2 separate regions of the Homo sapiens genome follow, and region 2 is linked to region 1. Evidence: chromatin loops called from intact Hi-C (ENCODE). Cell type or tissue: PC-9. All regions are shown on one strand.

Region 1 (8,000 bases):
GGACAAAACATCTCCCTATCATGAATGAAGTGAGGAAACAGCTATAATCCCAAACCACAAACTCTGAAGTATACCTGCCAAATATTGTGAGCATGGATGGAGATAAGGGAGACCCTTAATGCTGACAAATGCCTCTTTGGATCTCAAACAGGATATATATTTCTCTAAAATTAAGTGAGGTAAGCTAGAAAAGTCAAGCCAATTGTTCCTTGATTAGAGAGAAGGGCTTGAAGGGCGTGAATAAGACCAGGGGAGAACAGAGACTGTCCTTAGACATATACTGAGTTTGAGATGCTACAGATTATTCAATTTCTCCTTTGTACTTTTCTGAATTTTTTGAGTTTTTTTATGAATACTTTTTGCTGAAACAGTAGTCATTTTAATAATCACTAAATGCTAAACAACCACCCCCACCCCCCACCAAAAAAAGTAACAACTGGTTTTGTTAACTGTGCAGAAGGGTTAAAGGATAATAGCTACATTGGAAATCTTAGAGAAGGATAGCCTTTATTATAAAACCCTAATAGGCTATAGAGTATAAAAAGATAAATCAGACCAGAGTCTGGAAGAAGGGGGAAGAATAAACTGAAGGCCAAATTGTTCTGCATTTAAATATGGGCTCAAGTAGTAGGACTTGGCTGAGTTTATTACTCTCAAGAGTCAAACAGAAAGAGAAGGAGTGAGGAAACCAAGAAACAGTGGGGGTCAGGCTGGGAGTAGAGGAAGTACTAGAACTTGGGTTGGCAGAGTTCATCTTTGTAGTTCAAGAAGTCTGAAGTTTTACAGTTATTTGCATCACCTGGATAGAAGACTTTCTTGGCTTGCAAAGCTTTCTGCCACATCCATAAAGATCTTGTTTTTATTTACTTGTTTGTTTTCTTTATTTCTTTATTTCATGAGGCTGAATAGAAATGAAGGAAACCAAAGGAATAAGACAGCACTTGTGGGTAGGAAATGATAACAGAAGTCTGAGCTCTGAATCAGAGCTAATTAGGGAAGCCATGAGCAACTCCCATCTTCACCCCCAACCCATCCTTTCCCTATTCCAGACTCCTTCCCTATACTGCAAAGGGGTTTGAGCCACTTGAATCTGCACTTCAGCTGACCTCTAGATTAACTGCACTATAAGCTTTAGGTTGGGAAGGGGAAGGACAGCGCCGTTTTGACTGAGTCCAGCTAAAGGTCATTGCAAGGAACAGAGAAGAAGAGGCAGTGCAGGGAGTTCAACATGGCTTCTGTTCACAGGTGACCACTCTCCAGGTGAGGCCACCTGTATCCTATCTACCCACCCACTCTCACCCTTTCTAGACCACTTCCTTTCTCCCAGTTCATCAATCACAAGTAAAAAAAAAAAAAAAAATCCAACATGTGAGAAAGAGGATAACACAATGATTCTTACTGGTATTTGGAGACCTCCAAGGTCTCAGTCCTTGCTAAGATACCTGAGCAATGTTTTAAGTCCAGAACACATTCCTTCTCATTTTGAGGTCTTTGTTCTTCTGACAAATCTTCTGTCTTAAATAGTAACGGTAATGCTAATTGTTAAAAAAAACTATTGCTACTAAAAGCCCAAAGCTCAAAGACAAGCTATCTCCCAACACCCACTCCCCATTATGCAAATGTAAAGAAGAAACGGGATAACCAAGAATTTTTTTTAAACTTTCAGTTTAAAACATAGAAGAATGGGAAACACTCAACAGTTGTGAATGAGTAGCAAATAGCAAACCTTGGTGTATAGGGATAGCAATGAGACTTACTTGGTTGGTGATTCTAGAAGCTGCTCTCTGGGATGATCTCCTTGTTAATGATCCCCTATGGATTCATCTTTGATGGGCAATAAAGAATTGCTTTCTTGAGGGACGCACAGCTTCCTCAGACCTCTTCATGCTACTGCAGGTCTAGAGGCCTGGAATTTGTTTTAAAAATAAAAATTATACACTGTTTTCAGGCAGGCTTGAGGTGTCTTTGACAATGTGGTTTCCTAAAAATCTTAGTTGGCTTCTGTTCTATTTGCTTCCTATCAATTGCATATGTGTGTAGACACAGCCAAAGATGCTGTGTCCACAGTCTTTAAACCTGAAGATCCTTCCCCCTTTACTTCCAACATCACTGATCTATCCTTTTCTAGTTCTTCTTCAATGGCTACTTCTTTGAGACAATTTGAAATCATAGCTTCTCATGGGAAACACTCCCCTGAATCTGAACTTTTTTAATGGGTCCAAGGTGTCTTGCAGATAATCCTTAAATAATGGGAGAGGGCCCAGTGGGCATGCCTTACAAAATGATAGTAATAATAATAATGATAATAATAATGGGAGAAGGACTTAGGGTCTTTCTGGCTAAGGTTGCTACTTTGAAGTCACTATTTCTGCTTCTTTGGTGCAGATAAAGAAGCAGTTGGCCTTGTCAGTGTTTCAGTGCTCCATGTCATGGAGCTTCTCTCCATATTGGGTTGTGGCCACAGTCAAATAACACCTGCCTTGGGAAGGTAGTATTGGCAAGTTGTACCATATATAGTACTTTGTACATAACAAAATACATTTTGCCTTCTGTCTTCCTGCCTGCATTGAGCCCAATTCTGCATTTTTGATTCTTATAGATTTTAGATTGACCCTACTTTCATGGATGAAATTAATTAGTCTCTTTTCTTTCTTCCTTTTTTTCCCCTTTAGTTGCAAACTATAGAAACCATTTGGGCTGGTTTGAGCATAAAAGGAAATTACTGGGAGTTATTAGGTGCTCGGTGATTCATTGGGAGGTCTGGCAAAAAAGAAGCTCAAGGCTAAGCTCATAGGAACACAGCCCGGCATCTCACACAGAAGTGGCTTGATGAGGATTCTACTGCCTCCACAGCTCCTGCCATCATCTTCATCTGCACCATAGATGCTCAGAACCCAGTCTGTGTCTGCATGTTGCTGACTTCCAAATGAGAGCTTCATGAGAGTGTATTTGGTTGGTAGAACATAGGTCCCAGACCTTCTCCCTGGGAGCTGGAAGAGATGCTGGGAAATTCTGCCCTGGAAAAATAAAACTCACAATGTGGGAAACAAAGAAAATGTACAGCAGGGGTTTAACAGAATGACAGGTATCTGCTAAAGAAAATATTGATTTTTTTTAAAAAAAAAAAAGACAATTTTCCCTTTAGAGCCCCAGAAAGATTCAGGCCTTAGAGGCACTAAGTACTATAGAAAATGAGGCTGAAGCATGGGGCTGAAACTTGGTTTGGTTGAAGGTCTCTGGAAGGCAGAGCAGTTTAACCTCTAGGTTCCCTCATCCACCCCCATACAGCCAGACAATTATCCCTCCACCCTTCTGTTCTCCTCCCCTCTTCCCTTAGAAAACTTGAAGTTTATTCTCTAGAGAAGTTCCAGGCTCAGTGACACCAGGCCAAGGTGCTGGACTGAAAACAATTAGATTAAGTTAAAATCTGCTTGATAAGTGTACAAGTAATCTATTTTCAAAACCTAAGAGATGTTGTCAGCTATCTCTAACTATATGCCAGCAGTAGGCCTTCTAGGAAACTGTACTATGATTCCAGGAAACTCGATTGTGGGCTGGGGAAGGACAATAAAGTGGATTGTATGATCATCTGCTTCTGTTACTGGAAAGGGATCCTGATCCAGACCCCAAGAGAGGGTTCTTGGATCTTGTGCAAGAAAGAATTCAGGAGTCCATAAAGTGAAAGCAAGTTTATCAGAGAAGTAAAGAAACAAAAGGATGGCTACCCCATAGACAGAGAGCCCTGAGGGCTGCTGGTTGGACATTTTTATGGTTATTTCTTGATCATATGCTAAACAAGGGGTAGATTATTCATAAGTTTTCTGGGAAAGGGGAGGTTCCCAAAACTGAGGGTTCCTCCCCTTTTTAGACCATATAAGGTAACTTGGGTGTTGCCATGGCATTTGTAAACTGTCATGGCACTGCTGAGAGTGTCTATTAGCCTGCTAATGCATTATAATTAACGTACAATGAGCAGTGAGGATGACCAGAGGTCACTTTCATCACCATCTTGGTTTTGGCCGGCTTCTTTATGGCATCCTGTTTTATCACCAGGGTCTTTATGACCCGTATCTTGTGATATCAATCCTGCCGACCTCCTATCTCATCCTGTGGCTAAGAATGTCTAACCTCCTGGGAATGCTGCCCAGCAGGTCTCATTCTCATTTTACCGAGCCCCTACTCAAGATGGAGTCGCTCTGGTTTGAACGCCTCTGACACTTCCACTCTCAAGGAATGGTGTTTTTATTCTCTTCTCCCCAGAATGTACTTCTGGTCTGTCCCGCTGTTCCATTCCACAGCATTTTAGGAGGTTCTCAAGAGTGTCCTAAACAAGCAGAGAAGAATGGTGAGACTTACCCATTCCTAGTTTAAGAAATGAGTGAAATGGGGTCTGAGTTATATCACAGGTGAGCTAGACATCCTCGAAATAAAGAGCCAGAGTATCAGGCAAACCTTCTAATAGCTAAAATGAGCGTACTTCTATTCCTAGCTACAGTTTAGACTCCTGTGGTACAGTTGGCTTTCCCAGGCTCCCGGCGTCCATGCTGTCTCGGCGCTATCTCGCAGCCTGACGCCACGCGCCATCTGCTGGCCTTGAGCTGCATAGCTCTAGAGTAACTTCAGAGGCCACGGGGGAACAAAGAGCACTCGCCTACTTGACTGAGCTCCGACAGGCCGTCCCTCTGCTTCAGGTGTAGGCGTGAACAAGTCCAGACCACTACCTTAACAGGTATGAGGAAAATGAAGACTCTCCTATTTTGGCACGTATCTCAAAATTGTCATCATTCACTTAAAGTGCATAACCACAGAGACCTTCCTACTTATTTTCTCTGGTGTTTTGAAGTTTTGTCATGGGAAGAAAATAGCGCTTCTAGAAACATGAACTAGACTAATTACTAATGGATTCTTTCTCTTACATTTTGTACAGTGGAATAAGGGCTATTAATTCATTAAGCAGTTGGCTTGGAACCTTCTCTGACGACTCTTTGCAAAGAGAGAGAGGTCTAGAAGACTTGTGGGAAGGGAGGAAGTGGTGGTACCTGATATTTTCCAATTTTCCGCAGGTCACTGATGGGAACTTTGACCAGCATCCTTGTTCCTCCCTCAACTTATGGTCACCCTAAAAAAGCTAAGGCATAGATTTCAAATTCTGGAGCCAGTTTTTGTATTTAGGTCTCCAAGTACAGAGAGAAACTGGCAGACAGGGGTGGAGAAGTATTGAGAACGAATTCGGACACCCTGAAAGCGGAGTTCTAGATCCAGTGTTGCCAGCAACGAGCCAAGAGACCTTTCTTCACAAGTTGATTTACCTTTCCATGTTTCAGTTTTCTCATAATTCCTGCCCTTATTCCCTTCTCACCACCCCTGATCCCCTCCCCTTTCCTGATTGGGTAACAGGACAGGAAGCAGCAGAGCATTCTATGAAGCTTCCTCCTCAACGTCCTAGAGTAGCGGGTCTCAGTCTTCACTACACAGTCAAGTCCCATGGTGCATTTTTCAAACTTGCATACCTGGCCCTTCCTGTGCTGAATTCTGGTCTGCCCATAATTTGCTCCCTCCTTTCTCACTGTTTTCCTTTCTCCCTTCCTTGTTTTCTTTCCTATCCCTTGCTGTCTCTGTTAGAACTTCTTTTTCCTGGTATCTAGCCAATCTCTTAACCCTGTTTTACTTTACTGTCCTAAGATGCTGTCTTCTCATGCCTACATGTACTTTCTTTAAAAAAAAAACTGTTTAAAAAACATTGTGTGGGAGGAGCCAAGATGGCCAAATAGGAACAGCTCCAGCCTACAGCTCCCAGCGTGAGCGATGCAGAAGATGGGTGATTTCTGCATTTCCATCTGAGGTACCAGGTTCATCTCACTAGGGAGTGCCAGACAGTGGGCACAGGTCAGTGGGTGCACGCACCATGCGCGAGCCGAAGCAGGGCGAGGCTTTGCCTCTCTCAGGAAGCCCAAGGGGTCAGGGAGTTCCCTTTCCTAGTCAAAGAAAGTGGTGACAGACGGCACCTGGAAAATCGGGTCACTCCCGAATACTGCGCTTTTCCAACGGGCTTAAAAACTGGCGCACCGGGCCGGGCGCGGTGGCTCACGCCTGTAATCCCAGCACTTTGGGAGGCCGAGGCGGGCGGATCACGAGGTCAGGAGATCGAGACCATCCCGGCTAAAATGGTGAAACCCCGTCTCTACTAAAAATACAAAAAATTAGCCGGGCGTAGTGGCGGGCGCCTGTAGTCCCAGCTACTTGGGAGGCTGAGGCAGGAGAATGGCGTGAACCTGGGAGGCAGAGCTTGCAGTGAGCCGAGATCCCGCCACTGCACTCCAGCCTGGGCGACAGAGCGAGACTCCATCTCAAAAAAAAAAAAAAACAAACAACAAAAAAAAAAAAACGGCGCACCAGGAGATTATATCCTGCATCTGGCTCAGAGGGTCCTACGCCCACGGAGTCTCACTGATTGCTAGCACAGCAGTCTGAGATCAAACTGCAAGGTGGCAGCGAGGCTGGGGGAGGGGCACCCACCATTGCCCAGGCTTGCTTAGGTAAACAAAGCAGCCTGGAAGCTCGAACTGGGTGGAGCCCACCACAGCTCAAGGAGGCCTGCCTGCCTCTGTAGGCTCCACCTCTGGGGGCAGGGCACAGACAAACAAAAAGCAGTAACCTCTGCAGACTTAAATGTCCCTGTCTGACAGCTTTGAAGAGAGCAGTGGTTCTCCCAGCACAGGCAGACTGCCTCCTCAAGTGGGTCCCTGACCCCTGACCCCCGAGCAGCCTAACTGGGAGGCACCCCCCAGCAGGGGCAGACTGACACCTCACCCGGCTGGGTACTCCAACAGACCTGCAGCTGAGGGTCCTGTCTGTTAGAAGGAAAACTAACAAACAGAAAGGACATCCACACCAAAAACCCATCTGTACATCACCATCATCAAAGACCAAAAGTAGATAAAACCACAAAGATGGGGAAAAAACAGAGCAGAAAAACTGGAAACTCTAAAAAGCAGAGCACCTCTCCTCCTCCAAAGGAACGCAGTTCCTCACCAGCAATGGAACAAAGCTGGATGGAGAATGACTTTGACGAGCTGAGAGAAGAAGGCTTCAGACAATCAAATTACTCCGAGCTACGGGAGGACATTCAAACCAAAGGCAAAGAAGTTGAACATTTTGAAAAAAATTTAGAAGAATGTATAACTACAATAAACAATACAGAGAAGTGCTTAAAGGAGCTGATGGAGCTGAAAACCAAGGCTCGAGAACTATGTGAAGAATGCAGAAGCCTCAGGAGCTGATGTGATCAACTGGAAGAAAGGGTATCAGCGATGGAAGATGAAATGAATGAAATGAAGTGAGAAGGGAAGTTTAGAGAAAAAAGAATAAAAAGGAAGAAGCAAAGCCTCCAAGAAATATGGGACTATGTGAAAAGACCAAATCTACGTCTGATTGGTGTACCTGAAAGTGACAGGGAGAATGGAACCAAGTTGGAAAACACTCTGCAGGATATTATCCAGGAGAACTTCCCCAATCTAGCAAGGCAGGCCAACATTCAGATTCAGGAAATACAGAGAATGCCACAAAGATACTCCTTGAGAAGAGCAACACCAAGACACATAATTGTCAGATTCACCAAAGTTGAAATGAAGGAAAAAATGTTAAGGGCAGCCAGAGAGAAAGGTCGGGTTACCCTCAAAGGGAAGCCCATCAGACTAACAGCGGATCTCTCAGCAGAAACTCTACAAGCCAGAAGAGAGTGGGGGCCAATATTCAACATTCTTAAAGAAAAGAATTTTCAACCCAGAATTCCATATCCAGCCAAACTAAGCTTCATAAGTGAAGGAGAAATAAAATCCTTTACAGACAAGCAAATGCTGAGAGATTTTGTCACCACCAGGCCTGCCCTAAAAGAGCTCCTGAAGGAAGCACTAAATATGGAAAGGAAAAACCGGTACCAGCCGCTGCAAAATCATGCCAAAATGTAAAGACCATCGAGACTAGGAAGAAACTGCATCAAC
Region 2 (8,000 bases), 240 kb after region 1:
CATATTTTAGTCATCTTTGCATCCTCAGCACCTAGTAATGTGGCTGAGAAAAAGGAAGGACTAAACGGGTATATGTTGTATTTAAATACTTACTCAATTCTCCACTTTAATTATTGCTATTTAAATCTTCTTTCTAAAAGATGTTTTCTAAATAATGATCTTGGCTATGTTTCTTAGAAATTAGTTTAAAAACAGCAACAATAACATTTGCTTAATAAATCAGTGAAATTTTAAACATAAATAATGATAGAGTAAAAACATTAATTCAGTAATTCAGATTGCTACTCTGAATCCTATGTTACCTCTCTAGGGTTTCACATTCAACTCTTTTATTATAACTAATATTTGATTAATTCTCTGGATTTAAGACTATAAGATTACCTGATCCAGCATTCCTCAAAATGCATTCTCTAAAACACTGGCTCTGAAAAAAATGCTAACATGTTATTCCTCTTGCAGAGTGAGAAGGGAAAGGTTCCACTGTCAAATCAGATTAGGCAAATCTAGGTGACATGGGTTTCTTGAAGACCTTCTCAGAGATTTTCTTATGCTGATGTGCACTATTAAATATGTGGTCATTTGATACCCCATTATTTTATGCTCCACTAAAAAGGCGGGGAGAAAGTGGCCAAACTATAATACATTCTTGTCACAATGATTTTTAAGCTGCATCCAGATTACCAAGATGGTAAAATGGTAAAAGCAGTGCATCTTAGAATTTATGCAATAGGGTAGTATGTAGGGTTTCTCAATTTCATGATGAGATCCATTTTACAAGGGAAAGTTAGTAGAATTAGTGTCCCTCAGATTATAATTTGGGAAATGATGAATTTCTAGTCCAAAGCCCTCAAAAGGAAATCAGGGCCCAAAAAAGTTACTACTCATGGTTGCATACCTGGTTAATGACAGCCAGGTTCTCTTGTCTGCAGCCTTCCTCCTTTAGTTTATTTGTCCATTCTGTTTCTCTCTTGAACCCATGCTTGGTTGCACTCTACCATACCTATCTATTGCTAACCCATGTGCCCACAATCCACCCCTACCCCCATCTTCTCATCCTCCACTCCTACCACCTCCCACTAATTACATCTACACATTCCTTCAATATCCTTCAGAAGAACTGTCATTGCTTGAAATCCTATTCCGAGAATCCAGTCTGACATTCTGGGAGGAAAGAAGCACAATGCTTCTCACTTCTTCTACTCCCTGCCTCAATGGTAAAACAAAAGAGAAAGTGTTCATATAGAATCGTCAAACCTTCAAGTATATAACTCCTTTCATCCTATAGATAATAAAATTTGAACCTGAGGTGGCCATCTTTCTCACCAGAATGTAGATCCCTTAAGAGCAGAGATCACATTACTTGTAATGTGACATTATTTTGATATATAAGATGATGTTACTTATTCACAAGCATTCATTCATCCAACAAATATTTATTGAACACCTATTATGTGATAGACACAACTGTAGTTGCTGAATTGTAACAGTGAACTAAACAGACAAAAATTTCTACCTTTCTGGAGCTTGCTTTGCAGGAACCAAGGACTTTCCATAACTGAAACAGATTTTGCCTGATCAAACCCATGACATTTCCCAGACTTTTTGGCGTCCTCCCTTCCACCCCCATCTTTTTTTCCCCAATTTCTTCTCCCTTACAACAAGGCACTTAAATTGCACAGAACAAACTTTTGGAAAATGTCAGCTAATATGTAATATAATATAATATAATACAATAACCCTCACCTGAAGGTCATATCTTTTATAAAAGATTTGACAAGAATGTTACAAAATTCTCAGTTTACAGATGCAGAATAGGAATAAAAGGTACAAAACAAAGATTCCTGGGGCCAGAAAGCAAGTTGGTGGTAGAAACAAACTAGTAAATACAGATCAGTGTCTAATCTCTTTCTTCATCAATACCAATAATATGATGAGAAGCTCTGAAATTTGCTGTGAGATTATCTAAAATTTGCAGAAGGAAGATTAAAACATTAATCAAGTGGAATATAATATAAACAGTTTTATCTTTCTGCGCTAACATGTATTTCTGCAACAAAACAAAATCCTACAAAGCTATAGTTACAGGATTCTGAATTTTCTTTGCTTGCCTCAAATTCAAATACTCTAGTGATAAAAATTAACATTCCATTCCTTCCTTGCAACTATGTGGCTCAATATAATAAATACATCTAGTACTGAAAGAAATGCTTATCATAAAAGTTAATACATAAATTTAAACTCTATAAAAGTATATCTCTTATTAACCATCTAAATAACTGATATCTTTTGTCATTTCATGGGTTTTTTTTTTTTTTTTTTTTGAGATGGAGACAGAGTCTCACCCTGTAGCCCAGGCTGGAGTGCAATCATACGATCCCGGCTCACTGCAACCTCTGCCTCCTGGGCTTAAGCGATTCTCCTGCTTCAGCCTCCTGGGTAGCTGGGATTACAGGCGCACCACCAGGCCCGGCTAATTATTGTATTTTTAGTAGAGACAGGGTTTCACTATGTTGGCCAGGCTGGTCTCAAACTCCTGGCCTCAAGTGATCTGCCCACCTCGGCCTCTCAAAGTGCCTGGATTACAGGTACGACCACCGCGCCAGGCCTCATGGTGTATTTTTTATAACACGCATTTTTAAATTACTAATACAAGCGTAAATATACTAAATGTTTTAAAAAATAAAAATATATAGGAAATTGAAATAAATGAAATAAGGATTTAAAATTTTCAAGTAAATCGTTGATTTCAAATGCAAAGGCACAAAAGGTAATTTCAGATAATTTATCGTTGCATCTTAATACAATCTATTTTAAAGAATGTTAAATTACAGTATACCTAGCAGAAGCAGTTATGAGAAATTCAATCTCTAAATAAAATGTTTAGGATGAAATTGTAAACTAGGAAAGGATGATAGTAAAAATTCATCAAATATCTACCCACAATATTACTGAATCTGTGAGCTGTCATTCATGGCTCATTCCTTCATTAAACTTGTGTTTGTTGAGAGCAAGAGTTAGCTCATTTTAATAAATCCTTCTACAATCTGTCACATAACATTATTGTGAATATGTTTAGATAAATAAGCATCTAATTGCCTATATGATTCCTCCAAAGTGCATATTGTCTAGATATTCTAACCCTGTAGAATTATCATTTGTTTTCAGAATTTATGTTTTACACACTGTACAGTCATTGTTAACTAATGAATTTCTCAAACAAAACTAAGATTTAATTGTTTTTTTCATGCCTATTTAAACTCTCTTGTTACTAGGTGTTATGTATTTTATAATTCTTAAGGTATATAAAGAATTTATTCCATATTTACCAGAAAATCAAGAGAATCCACACTTAACAAACCATATGCCCAACATCTTATTCATACAGTCTTATTGTTGTATAACAATTTAGCCTTAACTAATATCCATTGTCACAGATAATTAAAAGTTCATCTGGTAATTAGATGCTGCACAGCAACTTTTCAACATTAACTAAAACTTTATTATATTATAGGGCTACTAAAACAGTTTGTTTTAGAAAAATATAGCTGCATCAGAGTACTCATTTAATCAACATTTTAAATATAATTTTTCTTAGTTTTCTAAAATATTTTCATTCATGCAAAAATCGATTCATGCTTAACAGTCAACATGCTAAACTAATAACATTTTCAAGATTCTATAAAAATTCAAAACACAGCAAAACAAAATGTGAAATTTTCTTTAATTCTTGGGTGGTCTGCTGAAGAAAATTTAGCTGCATATAAAACTATAAATGACTGTTAAATCAGCTATTTGGATACAAGATAATTTATGAAAACTTGTTTCAGTTTATAGAAAGTCTACACATGAAAGACAATTTCAATGAGATGGCCAAGCATAAGGGAGTCAGAATCTTATTGAAAATGGAAAAAGGTTTTGTGCTCTACAAATATTGTTTGAACATAATATAAGCAGAAAAATTTGTGGATTATAAATCCATATGTTCTTAACTGGCTATTCCTTATATACTTTTGTTTAAGTTTTCACAATGCACCTATGTGCTAATATCAATAATCATTCATGCTATGAAAGAATGTAAACCTAGTGCCATCTACTGGAAAAAGTGGATACCATTTAATCAACTAATTGCAAATTATTTTGTGAATTACGGGTTGAAATTTGTATGTCCTTTTTTCTATTTCTTTAAAAAAAATCCTCTCCTCGGCATTTTAATATAATCAAAGAAATTAGGTAAGATAAAGTTAGGTCAGATGTTGGGTAAGAATGGTGAAACTGGAGAACTGAGGGCATTAATCTGAACACAAGGGAGAGAATTCCTTTAGGGACACCAATACAGAAATCAGAAACACGGTGTTCTGATCCGAGTTTTAGATTGGGTTCATGTGCATCTTTTAGAACAGAGGTCCTGAATATGTGGTCAAAGAACCCCCTTTGAAGAGTTTCAGAAGACTTAACAAAAAATTTCTTGAAATTATATGAAAACATGTGTAGATGCATATATGTCTTTTCTGGAAAAGAAGGTCATAACTTTTATCAAAGCACTATGTAGGTTGTCCATATTTTTCATGACCCAAAAAAGATTCTGAAGAACTAATATAGAAAGTCAATGCATTCAGTAAGTGAACAGCACACTGACGATTCTGATTATCTTTTAAGTACATCAGTTCTATTAATGAACTATTGCCAGCTCAAATTGAATAAGTACTTGTTACTGATGGATGTGGCTTTAATGTGTATCTGTAGTATTTCCTCTTTACAAATGGAGACTTTAAAGCACAACAAACAATAATTTGCTGCAAAGAAGTGATCAAAAGGGCCAGAGTTCTTAAGTCTTATGCTAAGTATACTACGTACTTATTCACCGCCTCAAACAGTTTACTACCAAAACTCAAAACTGTTTGCAAGAAAAGGTAAAAGCAATTCTGGATAACATGCATTGAATCTGTTGCCACTTTTGTTTTTTGTTTAGCTACAATGTGATTTATACCTATGACATCCCCTGTATTGTATTAATGCAATAAAGTGAGAAAAAATTGTCAGACAATAAATTCAAAAGTAAACCAAACTATGAACTTCACTTTTAATCTTCCCATATAAAGGAGTTTCAAATAAATTTGTACTCTCTTACAGCTATGACTTCACCTACACATAAACATTCCAAATGTTTACTGATTCATTTAACATATATTTATTAAGTGCCAGGCACTGTGTTAAGCTCTGGAGCCATAAGCCGCTGATTCATGGAGTTCTAGTTATACAGATGATAATCAATGACTTTCTAACACCATTTGCAAAATATCTCTAAGACTTCTAATTGCTACATTAGAAAACTATGATATATTTATAAGCTACAGCCATGTGACTCTTCAATTCATGGAAACTATTAAATATGCCAATAATGTCAAATAAGAATCACAACCACAAATTATATGTATGAGGGTAGAAAAAAAGTATAATTTATCACTCTAATTAGTACTATTTAGACAAATTTTATTTATTTCACCCTCACTTGGCTGAAAGCTATCATGATATCTAGTCTAAGCTACAATTACACTTAATTTTTATCTAGCATTAAAACTATGTATAAAATTGGGCTTCCTGATTCCTCCTCAGATAATGCTTCAGTCTTGATTAAGAGGCAAGGAATTCTAATGTTCAAACATGGAAACTGTGTCCTCCCACCACAACTCAGCAGACTTCTCTGTATAAGTTCCCAGCATTAGTTAGTACTGAGTTTTAAGATCTGATTAACCTAAAGTCAAAAGTAAAAACAAGTGACAGTTAATAAAATCACAGAATTTAAGAACTAAATATACTATCTAATTTTAATTCCTCATAAAGATGAAGAGACTGTGATCAGGAGAAGTTTATTGATTTGTTCAAGGTCACGCAAGTTAAGGACAGAGCTTTGGTTAGAGTTTTCTAACTCCTAATCCAGTGTTCTTTTAATACATTAAGGAAACTGTTGTAAGAAATTAAGAAGAAATTCTGCGAGAGAAAAATTACCTTTAATTGCAAACATGAGTGAACCATAACTCAGATGCACTTAAAAAGCTCCAAATTAAAATTATACTTTATTAAAAAAATAAGACGTAAAAAAAGTCAAAGCTGAAAAATAATAGATCACTCTTCTGGGATATAGCCTTCATGCAGGTCAATCCAGTTATAATCAACTTTAAGAGCTTGCTCCAATTATATTTTAGTTCTGGAATTATTTCATATTGAATAATACTCAAAATTAGTAGGGTACTGGTTAGGGAACAGACATCTTTTTGATTTACAGAGATTTCTGTTGTAATGGGTTTTGACCAGCAACATTATATTAAAGCAAGACTTCAAACTTTCACCTTCACTTCCTGTATTTCCAATTTTGGCCTCTTCTCTTCCCTACCTGTACAAACTAATAGGGACTAGAATTCCCATTTCAATTTCATCTTTATTTTTCAAAATTTAAGCAGTCTGTTTCATTACTGTTGAAGTTAATTTCTTCAACATTTCTATATATCTAAGAGCAAAATCCTGTTAGAGAAATTGATGATGATACAGATTTTGCTAAATCCAAGTTATAAAATATGTAGACACCCAAAGACTGACTTTCATAACACTTTAAAAACTAGTGGTGCTTGAATGGTCGAGAAATTATGGAATACTATTCTAGTCAACTCATTTTTCAAATTAAAATGGGTTTACAAGCCCTAGATAAGAAAGATGAGAGTTTCTTTGGGCTTTTACCAGTACTGGGTAGTAAGAATAAAAGAAATCTCTTGTATATTTATAGGACTTGAATTCTGGTTCAGCAGGGTGCATAAGTAAAATAAAGAGATCAGAACAACAGGTCAAGATGGTTATTCCTCAAACATAAAGTGTATTTGTGAGTCCCATGAAAGTAAAAAATAGTTAAATGAAACATAGGACATGTTTAAAAGTTTGAAAAGTCTGTTGTATTGGAAAAACATAAATCTATATTAATACAGATACATGAATTTCCATATTGAACATAGTGAAGACATATATGGTGTTTACTAAATGCCAGCCACAGGTTTAAGCACTTTTCACATCCCAATCTATTTAATTCTCACAGCAACCCTTTCAGGTTGGTACTATTATTATCTCCATGTTACAAACAAGGAAGCTAAGGCACACAGCTAGTCAGTGGCAAAGTCAGATTTTAAACTCAGTCTGACCTCATACAGAATTTGTGTGCTTAAGCACTGTACCATAATGGTTAATTTTTTAAAAACTATCAGCTTTGCTGAATTTATCTTTGAATCATTTTATCAAAATTTAAAGATATTTATATTTCAGTTAAACAATCTCATTATGAAACCCTTTAATCCATGACTGTCATATCTTGAAGAATACACTGTTAATTAATGTGGTTTCTATAAACATTTAGCCTCCCCTGTATTTGGCAAACCAATGTTACAAGAACTATGCTGGGTACTTTTACACATTGGAGCTTTTTCCAGAGGAAAACATCATTATGTATAATCTAAATAACCTCCATAGTCCACCTGTGATATGTACGGTATAGCATTGAAAAGGTTCTGCAAAGCACAAGAACTAGTGGTTGAGGTTCTCCCTCAAGGTCGTATACAATTCAACAGACAAACCTTGTCAGTTCTACAGTCTGAATCTCTCCCAATTACAATCTTTCTTTTCAACTCCACTGTAATGGCCACAGTCAAGTCTTCAGCACTTCACATGTCATTCCAGCCTCACACTCCTCCAGTACTCTTTATGGTGGCAGTGCAGGGGGATGTGGGGCTAGGGGGCATACTGAGAAGAGTGGTTGGGGCCTCTATACATTAAGCTTCATTAGCCCCTCATGTCACCATAAACAGACATAAGATCTACTTTTAAAAAAAGTGTATTTGCTATTTAAATATAGCTTCAAGACAAATACCTTACTCCTTCTAATCAGGTTGCCATCCCAGCCTCTCTCACAGAAACATCTGAAAAACCAGCACTGACCTCCTACCATACTAAATCAATAATCT

What was found. A loop is a pair of places that touch in the nucleus more often than their neighbours do. Peaks named below come from ENCODE experiments on the same cell type or tissue, not always from the same donor. Only the 100,000 strongest peaks of a DNase experiment are listed, where the experiment ranks them.
Region 2: it touches region 1 in a loop (7-fold over the local background); 11 of 110 quality-filtered maps call a loop at or near these places.

What each region holds. Positions count from the first base shown.
Region 1 is chr12:65,553,487-65,561,486 of GRCh38, reverse strand. All of the region lies in intron 2 of MSRB3-AS1 (MSRB3 antisense RNA 1), which reads left to right. LOC105369187 (a long non-coding RNA gene) reads left to right here and starts at 4,176. Exons shown (of 3, transcript NR_135033.1): 1 at 4,176-4,406; 2 at 4,490-4,729. It overlaps LOC105369808 (a long non-coding RNA gene), which reads right to left and starts at 4,575. Exons shown (of 4, transcript XR_945035.3): 1 at 4,357-4,575; 2 at 2,816-3,017; 3 at 1,758-1,906; 4 at 489-1,515. RefSeq lists an enhancer at 4,022-5,221. In PC-9, CTCF peaks have their summits at 4,389 and 4,591 (motif pointing left); a DNase peak (open chromatin) is centred at 4,576.
Region 2 is chr12:65,309,995-65,317,994 of GRCh38, reverse strand. All of the region lies in intron 2 of MSRB3 (methionine sulfoxide reductase B3), which reads right to left. Among named protein-coding and RNA genes, the nearest start is that of MSRB3, 35 kb to the right of the region's middle. In PC-9, a CTCF peak has its summit at 4,086 (motif pointing left); no DNase peak of the experiment used is centred here.